Linked DNA regions of Homo sapiens: all the other regions are linked to region 2. The links are chromatin contacts, found by Hi-C or POLR2A ChIA-PET in ENCODE. All regions are on one chromosome and are shown on one strand. The core of a region is the stretch at or near the end of the contact, and the rest is flanking DNA. Distances in the headings are between cores, read along the strand shown. Region 1 overlaps TBXAS1 (thromboxane A synthase 1). Region 2 overlaps HIPK2 (homeodomain interacting protein kinase 2). Region 3 overlaps TBXAS1 (thromboxane A synthase 1).

What was found. A loop is a pair of places that touch in the nucleus more often than their neighbours do. ChIA-PET counts read pairs that join two places held with the same protein, here RNA polymerase II (POLR2A). Pooled maps may share reads with other maps.
Region 1: a loop to region 2 is called in a pooled map, with 3 times the contacts of the local background. The contact joins two enhancer-like sites. A Hi-C loop is called at or near these places in 1 of 168 maps with a recorded cell type or tissue (mammary epithelial cell), 3 of 37 single-sample maps with no recorded cell type and 6 of 50 pooled maps. POLR2A ChIA-PET finds 5 or more read pairs at or near these places in 2 of 52 experiments (HepG2 and OCI-LY7).
Region 3: a loop to region 2 is called in a map of CD14-positive monocyte, with 2.9 times the contacts of the local background. The contact joins two enhancer-like sites. A Hi-C loop is called at or near these places in 3 of 168 maps with a recorded cell type or tissue (CD14-positive monocyte, GM12878 and mammary epithelial cell), 5 of 37 single-sample maps with no recorded cell type and 8 of 50 pooled maps.

The regions. Positions count from the first base shown.
Region 1 is chr7:139,853,693-139,857,196 of GRCh38, forward strand. The region is part of intron 1 of TBXAS1 (thromboxane A synthase 1); the gene reads left to right. Among named protein-coding and RNA genes, the nearest start is that of TBXAS1, 26 kb to the left of the region's middle. RefSeq lists an enhancer at 2,132-2,211. Within about 2 kb of position 1,944, at least 17 of the 41 ENCODE cell types and tissues checked have a DNase peak (open chromatin) inside an H3K27ac peak, as active enhancers do.
Region 2 is chr7:139,647,759-139,651,401 of GRCh38, forward strand. All of the region lies in intron 2 of HIPK2 (homeodomain interacting protein kinase 2), which reads right to left. Among named protein-coding and RNA genes, the nearest start is that of CLEC2L, 130 kb to the left of the region's middle. RefSeq lists an enhancer at 1,588-1,857. Within about 2 kb of position 1,278, at least 20 of the 41 ENCODE cell types and tissues checked have a DNase peak (open chromatin) inside an H3K27ac peak, as active enhancers do; they include CD14-positive monocyte, where a contact is called at or near this core.
Region 3 is chr7:139,897,071-139,900,533 of GRCh38, forward strand. The region is part of intron 3 of TBXAS1 (thromboxane A synthase 1); the gene reads left to right. Among named protein-coding and RNA genes, the nearest start is that of TBXAS1, 70 kb to the left of the region's middle. Within about 2 kb of position 1,575, at least 2 of the 41 ENCODE cell types and tissues checked have a DNase peak (open chromatin) inside an H3K27ac peak, as active enhancers do; they include CD14-positive monocyte, where a contact is called at or near this core.

The DNA.
Region 1 (3,504 bases), core at 694-3,193, 210 kb after region 2:
GCAGATGTCCCTCTTTCACCACAAGTCTCAGGGGTTCTTTAAGGACTTCATAAAAACAAAGGATTAACTGCAGATGACTAAGCCCACATGATGGAAACAGAATCAGGTACAGTAAATAATGAACGTAGACAGGATTAGATTCCTACAAATAATACATTGTGTTCTCCTGCTCTTCATTGGCAATCATCCCCAGTAGGGAATCAGTGGAACTCTTTGAGTGGCCAAGGAAAACATCTCCATGTGCCCAGGATAGCCTGGGTGGGCTCCTGGAGGAGGCAACCCTTGAGCAGAAAGCCGAAGAGCAATCTGGCCTTTGCAAATGGAGAAAGAGTGGATGCATCAGCAGAGAGGAGAGTGGGCTGGGACAAGGGTGAGAGAAGGAAGCAAGCACCTAGGCCCAAAATTTAAGAAGGCCCTCACTCTCAGGGTTGTACAAGAGCAGGGGTGGCACTTGTACAGCCCTGAGAGTGAGGACCTCCTTAAATTTTGTACCCTAGGTTTGTTCTTGCCTCTCCTTTGTCTTGGCCCTAGAGAAAAGCCTGGGAAAAAGCCCAGAACGGTGAAACGACATGGCGTAACTAGGAACGTGTGAGTCATGCAAGATTGCCCAAGCCTAATTTAGGGACAGAGATGACTTACAGTGAGGCTAGCAGTCAAGCTGTGGCCGGATCACCAAAGACCCTAGGTGCCAAATAAAGGAGGTTAGTGCTTGAACTGAAAGTGACAGGGAGCCAAGGAAGAATTCTGAGCAGGGCTGCAACATGATGAGATTTGCATATGAGCAAGCTTCTTCTGGCATTGGTGTGGAGGACTGATTGGAGGATGATAGGAGAAGCTAGAGGCTGGGAGGCCAGTTCAGGACCCTACTGAAAACTCTATGCCCAAGGGAGAGACGACGACCTGATATAGGGCAGTGCCAGTTAGGAGTAAGAATGAAGAACTCACTCAAGACATGTGTTGAAGGCAGAGTTGACAGAACTTGGTGATTGACTGCAGATGAGGATCAAAGGAAAGACCCAAAGATAGCATGAAGTTTCAAAGATGGTCATCAATTTAGAAGCCAAGGGGGTTTATTAGACAAGATAACAAGCATGTGAAGGCAGTGATTTCAGCTTCCCCAAGTCCAAGGTAAACCCTTAGTTCTCCTGTTTTCTGTAGGATAAGCTCTCTGGAGGCTAGGATGTATCTTATTCATTTTTGTATGATATCTACTCTGTAAGTATCTTTGAACTGCATTAAGTGGCTTTCACACCTCCGCATCCTGCTCATTGGCTTTCAAGTGGCCTTAGGGGTGTTACTATTGTTTGAATGTTTGTCTCCTCCAAAAATCATGTTGAAATTTAATCCCCGATGTGGTAGTGTTGAGAGGTGAGGCCTGTAAGAGGTGACTGGGTCATGAGGGCAAAGCTATCATAAATGGACTCTGTGCAGAGTCCCCACCAGCAAGAAGGCCCTCACCAGATGCAACTCCTTAACCTTGGACTTCTCAGCTTCCATAACTGTAAGAAATAAATTCTTTTTCTTTATAAATTATCTAGGTTCAGGTATTGTGTTATAAGCAACAGAAAACAAACTAAGACAGGTATCAAAGTCCTTTTAAAGATGGCTGTGTAGCTGGGATCAGACCAACACAGCAATGTGTTCAAACTCCCATTCTAAACACACAGAACCTGGGGCTCTGACTTGGCCCCACGGTCTTGAGTTGAAGCCTGAAGTGTGACTGGATGTCAGGCGTGGGCTGCCCTGGGGCTTTGGGAAGTAGTGAAAGGGATAAGGTGAAGGTCAAGCAGAGTGGGGGATGTCAGGAGGCTGGGGAGGCTTGGGCTGCCAGGTGAAGTGGGCCTCATGAAAGACAATTTGAGATCAGAATGTCAGACAGAGAGCAGGCTAGAAGGCAGCTGGCTTCTGAGCTGCAGCCTAGAAAGGCTGATTCAGCAGTGCTAGGAGGAAGTGGGAGGTTTTGTCGTCCCAGAAGCCATATCTGGAGCAAGGGGAAGTACTAAGACCACAGGGTAGCATTTGGAGCCATACACTGGGACTAACTTCCTCTGACCTAGGCAACGACAGACTGCCCCTGTGGTCAACCAGAGCCCCCAGATCCTTTTCTGTGAGCTACAATGAAGCCAGGCCTCATTCTTCTTGAACTTGAGAAGTTTAGAAAATATCTGCTTTGCCTTCACTAGCCTCCATTTTCATAAAAATAAAGCGAGTGAAAAAAGCAAGTCTGAGCGCTTTGAAACATTAATTAAAGACACCACAGTTTCCTTATTTAACTGAGGGTTGCTACCTCATCTGGGATTATTAGCAAAGCAGAGAGCCTTTGTTGTGCTCGACAAAGTGATTAATTCAGACTCGAGGTGAATTTTGGCTTTCTCAACTTCTTTTGATGTGCTAAGATCCCCCAATGAGGACAACGTCATCAATTACTTAAGCCATTACCTTGAGATCACAATTATCGGGGAGGCCCAGTCTACTAATTGGCAGACAGAGAGACAGAAATGGACTACAGGGTTGTGGCTTCAACCCTTAATTGTTCTAGGGGGAGCGAGAGTCCTTTAAAATGTTTTGTGGCAATGCTCCTGCTAATCTGGGGTGATCGAGTTGTTTTTCCACCAGGCAAAATGCAGCCTGGGTGACCTGCGTCTCTAGAACCAAGAAACTGCCTGTGATTCCACTGACTTGGCGTTCTCATGGGCCAGGACACAGAACTCAGAACTGAGGGATGAGTGTGTCAATGGAAGAGGGATGAGGTTCATAAAATTGGAAAGGAGAGCTTTATTTCTCATAAAGGGTTGCGGCCTTCGGGTGGCCATTCCGACAGGCTAGGAAGATATTTTGATGGAGGGGAAAAGGGAATGGGAATTTATGCAGAGCAGGGAGGCCAAATATACATATTCAATAAGCTATGGGAGGAGTCATGAATATTTATGAAAGGAGAAACATGTGCATGCGCAATTGAGCGTCATGCGCCTTCATGGGTCCCATGTAGAAAAAATGGCAGCCTTAGCATAATCTGAGGGTGGAGTTTTCGAGCCTCTGACTTCAAAAAGTGAAGCAAAGGACAGGAAAACCCTCACTGAGCATCCTCCATACAATGGCCAGAATCACTCCATAATCGGTGGTCTCGTATCAGGCAAAAGAAAGGGGCAGCATCAGGTGGCAGGTTGATGTCAGCGGTGGAGGCTTTTAACATCAGACGCTTTCAGGGCGTTATGGCGTCAACACCAATGGAGGCTTTGAAAAGGCCGCTTTCTATTTAGCCCTTAGGGGAGAAAGCATAATCATGGCTAGTGAGGGAGGGGTAGAAGGAGTGTGTCTGACTCCCCATCCCATCATGGCCAAGAACTCAGTTTTCAAGTTTACTCTGGGGACCCCTTGGCCAAGAGATGGTCCATTCAGTCAGTTGGGGGCTTAGGATTTTATTTTTAGTTTACAAGTTCTAGAAGCAAACATCCTACTCAAGAGGCAAATTCTCCAGCCCCTGGAAGCTGTCTTTGGGCTTCC
Region 2 (3,643 bases), core at 28-2,527:
AAGCAATTAAACCCATAAAAAAACCTGTGAGATGTTTGAAAGAATGACAGTGATCATTGGTATGAACAGCTTAGTTTCTTTTTTGCCAAGGAAGAAAAGTTTTGTGGCATCACTGGAAATCAGCGAGGGCCTGCCTGGCAGGCCTGTCTCTGTAGTGTCAGCTGTGTAAGTAGGTCTTTGTATGGTTGTATTTAGGCTTGTCCTGGATTCCCCCAAGAGATCAAAAGTTCCTTGAGGAGACAGAACCTATATTTGCTTCCCAGGGAAGTGCTCAGCTGCCACACAGCTCAGGGTGGTGATGCACACAGCAGGAGTTCAATCAACATTAACCCGCTAAATGGAGCTAACCAAATTCCACCCCCAGTCTGAAAGGCTCTGACACAGAACTGTCTAGTTCCTTTTCATTTGGCCTCAAAAGGGGTACATTTTTCAAAAAACAAAACAACCCCACATACCCCAAAGTTTCAACCTGAGATTCAATTTTGAATTGAAGGCTAAGTGAACAATTCTGCCTAACTCTTTAGTAAGTCTTGCTTGTGTGAAAATCAAACAGAAATCTTCCCTCTTCCCTCTTCTGGGTTTCCCTGACTATATAGAGGTTGATAGACTTCAGATGATCACAGAACCCAAAGTTACAGGCCATCACTAGGGAGTCACAGTTCAGACCAGGAAATCACTAGCGGCAGAGAGAAGCGTGGAGGGAAACGACGTTGCGGCTTTCGGGTTACACAGTGGAAAGGCTGATGAAGGGAATACGGCACACAGTCCCCAGCCTTGTTACTTTATCCCCCCGGGATAGCATCAATAGCTTACATGGGAGTGAGCATCATTCCTGCTTGCACCTTCACGTCCGGTTAAAACGATTCTATTCTGCAAGCCAGAGCTTAGGTTCCATCACTTCCTACCGAGCAACGCCCCCCACCCTTCTCATCAGCCCCGTCTGCATCATTACGGAGGACGGAGGACGGCTCTTGGGATTGTCTTGCTTGGCAGTGGAGGGCGGAGCAGAAGGAGGGAGAGGGTGCTGCGGGTTTTTTTTTTCCTTTCCCCGTATGTATTGTGTTCAGTGTGGACAAATATTTGTGTAGTCTGTATTTACCATTAATACTAGGATAAAGTCATTAGTGATTCGATTTTTCTATGGAAAGAAGCAAGGCATTGGGCGGGTGGAGGGGGAAGCAAAACCCCAAACGGAAGAACAGAAACTCTAAAAGCTGGCGTCTGAAGGTATTATTCAAAAACAATATGGGAAAAGGCAGCACCATATTTCCTCTGTTCTTCTAAGGGGAAGTTCAGAAAAAGGTCAGAAAGAGAACAATGCAGGCCATCTATCATAGCAGCCTCTAACCTAGAGGTGACTTGCCCGCTGCAGCCTCATTTCTCAGTTCTGTAATTACCACCCCTCCCACAGACTGGACACCACAGCGGCCTATGAATTATGCATTTCATTTCCACCTCCCCACACCCTGACTCGGTGACCACTGCTGCGGCGGGTGGCTGCGGGGGGCGGGCCGATGCAGCACCCCTTCCCCCAGGTACACGCGCAAATGTTACAGGGCCCCAGAGCCCCGGTGCACACCCGCAGATGCTGCTTGTGCTGACCTTCAGTTCCCAGCCTAAGATTTTGTTTATTGAGCAAATAAGACTAGTTACCAGTAGGGATTTTCCTAGGGGAAAACACACTGGGGCACCTTTTCTTCCCCTTCACGTTTTTATTCAGGCAAAATCTGGTTAAAATGAATATTAAGGGTGGTCTTGAAGGAGGCAGAGGTGATGTAGAGCCTGAGGGTATGTGTGTGTGTGTGTCTCCTGCTGTTAGAATTCGGGGGGGTGGTTTGGAAAGTGGGTCCCAGAAATGGATACTGCTGCAGGAACAGGAGCAACCCTGCTCCTCCCTGTCTGTGCCTCTGATTAACTGGTGCCCCTCTCCTACCAATTCAGAGGGTCCCAGAAAACTTCTGGGGCCACCTGTCTTCACAGGTGCTACTGGTATACCAAAGCAGGGACTACTCTTTGTTCAGAGTGATTTTCCTTTCAAATCTTTACAAAACGTTAGGTTTAGTAGAGAAGTTGGTTAGGTTTAGTTGCTCGAGCAACTGAGAGACCTAGGAATACCCCTGGAAGCAGACAGGGGTAAGCAGCAAGCGAAAGGGTTCCCTTGAAAAGCAAGGGTTCTTCTGTTTGGTACACCTCAGTCTATCGCTTGAAGAGGTGGTATGGGTAGGATTTTAAAAAATATTTTTAAAAAGTGACTTTAGATACATTCAGGGAAGACAGTTCTAAGATGGGATATAAAAATAGGATATTTAGGCCAGGCATGGTGGCTCACGCCTGTAATCCTAGCACTTTGGGATGCCAAGGCAGGCAGATCACCTGAGGTCAGGAGATCAAGACCAGCCTGGCCAACATGGTGAAACTCCATCTCTACTAAAAATACAAAAATTAGCTGGGTGTGGTAGCATGAACCTGTAATCTCAGCTACTTAGGAAGCTGAGGCAAGAGAATCGCTTGAACCCAGGAGGCAGAGGTTGCAGTGAGCCAAGATTGTGCCACTGCACTCCAGCCTGGGCGACAGAGCAAGACTCCATCTCAAAAAAAAAAAAAAAAAAAAGGATATTTAATTTCTGAGGCTGATCTGGGGAACACAATAGTAAGTGGGCTGAATATTAGGTGCAAATCACTATGACATATATTTTATTCCCTTCGGGTTTTTTTTTTTTTTAAACTATTCTCAGGGTTGGACCATTTGTTCATAAGGGACCGACTGAGGGTTGTGATCACAGCTGTGACAGCCAGCCCTTAAGATGGCCCCTGAGGACCCAGTTCTCCTGGAAGTCAACACCCTGGTGTGGTCTCCTCTCACACTGAGCAGGGCAAACCTGTGTAACCAATAAGACAGCGCAGAAATGACAATGTGTGGCTTCTGAGACTAGGCTGTAAAAGGCATGTGGCTTCTGCTTTTGCTCTGCCTTGAATCACTTACTCTGGAAGAGGACCCTCAATGGCCCTGTGGAGAGATCCACGTGGATGGAACCCAGGCCTCTGGCCAACAGCCAGCTCTGGCTTGCCAGCCACAAGGGTGACCCACCTGGGAAGAACACCCTCCAGCCCCAGTCACGCCCTTGGGTGACTGCAGCCTGGGCTAAGAGCTCACCGCCACCTCATGACAGAACTGGAGTGGGAATCGTCCTGTCATGTTGCTCCCAAATTCCTGGAGCACAGCAACGGTGAGATAATGTTTATTGTGTCAGCCACGGAATTTTGAGGTACTTCGTTATGCAGTGACAGATACTGATTGGGCGTCTCTAAGAGGGGAGGGAGCACGCAGAGAAGCTCTGGATTTGTGTTTCCAACAAGCCTTAGGTCAGCACCCCCTGATACCCAACACATCACTAGGTCCTCCATCCAGCCCCTGCCCTGCCCTGATGGGAACCAATGAAGCACTTTCTAAAAAGGTAGGAGGCACAAGGAAAACACAGCCTGAGGAGGACTTCCAAGCACCCAAATGCAGGCAAGACTGAACGGATGGCATGAAGTTTGCAAGCTGCTATTCCACAGGATGAACCCGGCACAGAGACAGACACTCTTTGGCCTGCATAGATATTAAATTTTTTCAACTAGCTATTAACATTTAGAACTCAGG
Region 3 (3,463 bases), core at 325-2,824, 250 kb after region 2:
TGGAATTCCCACTGCATGCTTAACACCATAATGAACACTAGACATCAAAGATAAGAAGACAAGATGTGTTTCCACCACTCACAAACGAGCAGAAAGACAGTCAGGAAAAAAATTACAATTACTAGAGAACCACTAGGAGTCAACCAGGCAAGAAAAGAGGAGCCGTTCCAGGCAAGGCAGGGGGAACAGCATGTGCAAAGGCATGGGAGTGAGAGATCATGGAGGGTTTCAGTCGGTATGATCAGGATTGGCTCTTGGCGGTGGGGTGGGGAGGGGGACCGGGGGCAGGCAGGCGGGGGGAATAAGGAGGCACAAGGCCAAAGAACAAGGCAGGGAGCAGGGTGTGAAGGACATCATGTGCCACATGCTAAAGACTTGGCAAACCATTGAAGGGTGTTCAGTAAAGAAGCAGCATACTCAGATTTGCACTTTACCAAGTCCTAGGTGGATAAGTGGAGTTGGGGCCCACATGTGGACAAGCAGCAGGTCAGAATGATGGAGACAGAAACCTCTGAGTGGGAGGTCCAAAGTCTGGCCAGGAAGAGGACCAGGGATTGTACCAGCCTGAAAAGGGCAAAAGAAAGTTGCTGAACAGGCTCTACAAACTCCTGAAAGGGGAGGGGCTGAGAAAGCGCTGGTTCGGTCCATTGATCTCTGCAGGGCTCTGTGAATTCAGGGTGGACCCCAGGCATGAGTACTCTGAGGGTAACATGGGCAGATGTTGCCTGACCCTGCTCAGAGTGACAGACAGGAGCCCTGGGAAAGCAACTCCAGACTCCATGGCCTATGACTGTGTCACTGGCTCCTCAAGAAAACTCTCCCTGGTAGCTGAGTCTGCTCTGTCATTCAGCTGACTCAAGCCTCTTGCTCTAATGACAGACGGGAGAGCTGACCCAAAAGGGAAAGACACTCCATGAGCCAAGCAGGGACAGAGCCCCAGGACTCTGGGGACCCTGCTTTCTCCATGGCACCCTGTGGACCATCCAGCCCCGGAGGAGCGCCTGTGAGTCAAATGCCCAGGTACTCCCAGCACTGGACTTCTCCTTAACTTTCTCTGAACTTTCTGGAAGTTGAGCATCTCAGACACTCACAACTGTGATCTGCAGTAGCGTCTACCCCTTTCCTCACTGAGCCTCCTGCCGCTTCCACATGGACATTCCATGGCAAAGGTCAGACTTGAGGGTAGGACAGCAGCTACCCTGTTAGCATCCTCAGCCTGCTGGGAAATAAAACTGTCACGGAGACAAGAAGTTCTCAGATGCTTGGCATTTAGCAGTTGTCAGAGGAGCTGAAAGCCCTCATCAGTTCTACCTGAAAATCAGAAGTTTCCCAACGTGCATGGCTTTTTTTTTTTTTTTTTTTTTTTTTTTTTTTTGAGACAGAGTCTTGCTCTTGTCACCCAGGCTGGAAAGCAATGGCGCAATTTTTGTACTTTTAGTAGAGACGGGGTTTCGCCATGTTGGCCAGGCTGGTCTCAAAATCCTGACCTCAGGTGATCCGCAAGTGCTGGGATTACAGGCGTGAGCCACTACGCCCGGCCTGTGCATGCCTTTCTGTTCCTTCTGCTGATGTGGGGGGTGTTGGGCTCCTGTCAGGGGCCTCCTGATGCCCCGTTGGGGCACTTCCTCGCTCAGCTTCCTCGTCCCTGACAAAGTGGCAGCAGCAGGGTGTGGCCCATGGAAGGTGACCATGACCAGCATTTTCATTAAACTTTACTGTTCGGACAAACTATTCTCATCTGACCTCATAACGGTCTCTTTAATCATAGGAACAGTTTCAAGAAGGTTGATTTGCTCAAGGTGATACAGCTGTTAAATTACAGGACAAAGCCTTGAGCCCAAGTTCCTAAGACTCTCTGACACCTGCAACTGTGGCACTGCCAGCCGCCACTCTGCCTCTGACAGTCTCGGGGGACCAATCCAGTGACAAATTCTCCCTCTCCTTTTTTTTTTTCATTGCAGAAGTCACATGCGCTCATTATAAAACACTGAACGTTCAAGGAATAGATAAGATGAAAAGGACAGTGCCCCATAATTTCCTGCTCCAGATCTATGCCCTGTAAGCCAGGGGTCTGACACAGAGTATGTGCTCAATAAATGCTTTCTGAAGGGACTAGTTAATAGAAAGACCGACTATAATTTATTAACAGAGCTCCCCATACTATTTTACAATGTGCTTTTCCATTTGGCTGGGTCATTTGGACATTTTTTCATGTCGGTGCCTGTAGGTGACCCCCTGCCCACCACCACCAGGAACAGTCTATAGCTCGGTCACCCCTAACAGGGGCAGGCCTTCTGGAACAAGGCCAGGCAGCCCCCAGGCTAATCCCAACAGTCTATTCTACTTAAGTTCCCAGAAGGCGGCTGTGAACTATTTTGGTTTAACTGACTGGTCAGTTTCAAAAAAGAGAGAAAACCACTAATTAAACAAGTCAAACAAGTGGTTATTTTTGTCTACACAATACTTCACTGATTTGCCTACATTTTCTCTTCAACCAGGTGCTTTGGAGTTGAATAAGTGAATTCTTAATTGCATAGCTAAATGTAGATGAATAACTGGTTAAGAATTTCTTGCCCGGAAAGGAGTCTATATGTAAGTTTGGATTAGAGTGAACCAAGGCCTTACCTCTTTAATTGGGCTGGGGGTTTTCTGGTCCATTAAGCAAGAATATGCTCTAAATCTCCACCTTTGAAAGCCACAGTCTGCACAGCTGGGAGCCTGCCTGCTTTCCCTTGCACACCTACCCAGCACTGGAGCGGGTTCAAAGACAGGCCACCCGAGCTAAGAGCAGTCACTGGAATAGATGACAGCATGCTCACCACCAAGGACCTGGGCTGGGGTCAAGTCCCTGTCTTGGGCAAGTGACTTTGCCTCTCTAAGTCTCAGTTTCTTATTCTGAAAAGTGGATAAAATAATGTCCTCATCCATTTTCTATGAGAATTACATGAGGAAATACAGGCAATGCACTTAGAATGAAGCCTGGTCAATAGTAAACCCTCAAAATAAATGCTAACGATTGTTGTTAATCTCAAAGGTTTGAGAAGAATCTACAACCTCTGCAAATATTTCACTAGTATGAGAAGTTTCTTTGCACCCTATAGGAAGTAGACCTAAAATTCAAACACCCCATACTTTAATTTCCTTTCAAATTTGTAGGAATTATAGGATTTACAGTTCCAGTAAACTACAGAGATAACTTAGTTTTCACTCCCATATTTCAGCCATGGCCCAGAGAGTTTCAGAAATTTGCGCCTGGAACGGATTTCTGTGTGAGTGGTATGGCTGGATGAACCCGGATCCCACCTGCTAAGCTGTTGCATATTAATCTCCAGGACCCATGCCACCTCAGGGAGCAGGAAGACACTGCCTCACATTCACACCTTTGTGCAATACCAAGATCAGGCCCTTCTAGGGAAGTAAGCTTTGAGAGGCAGAATGGCACTGGGAATTCACAAGGTTGAGA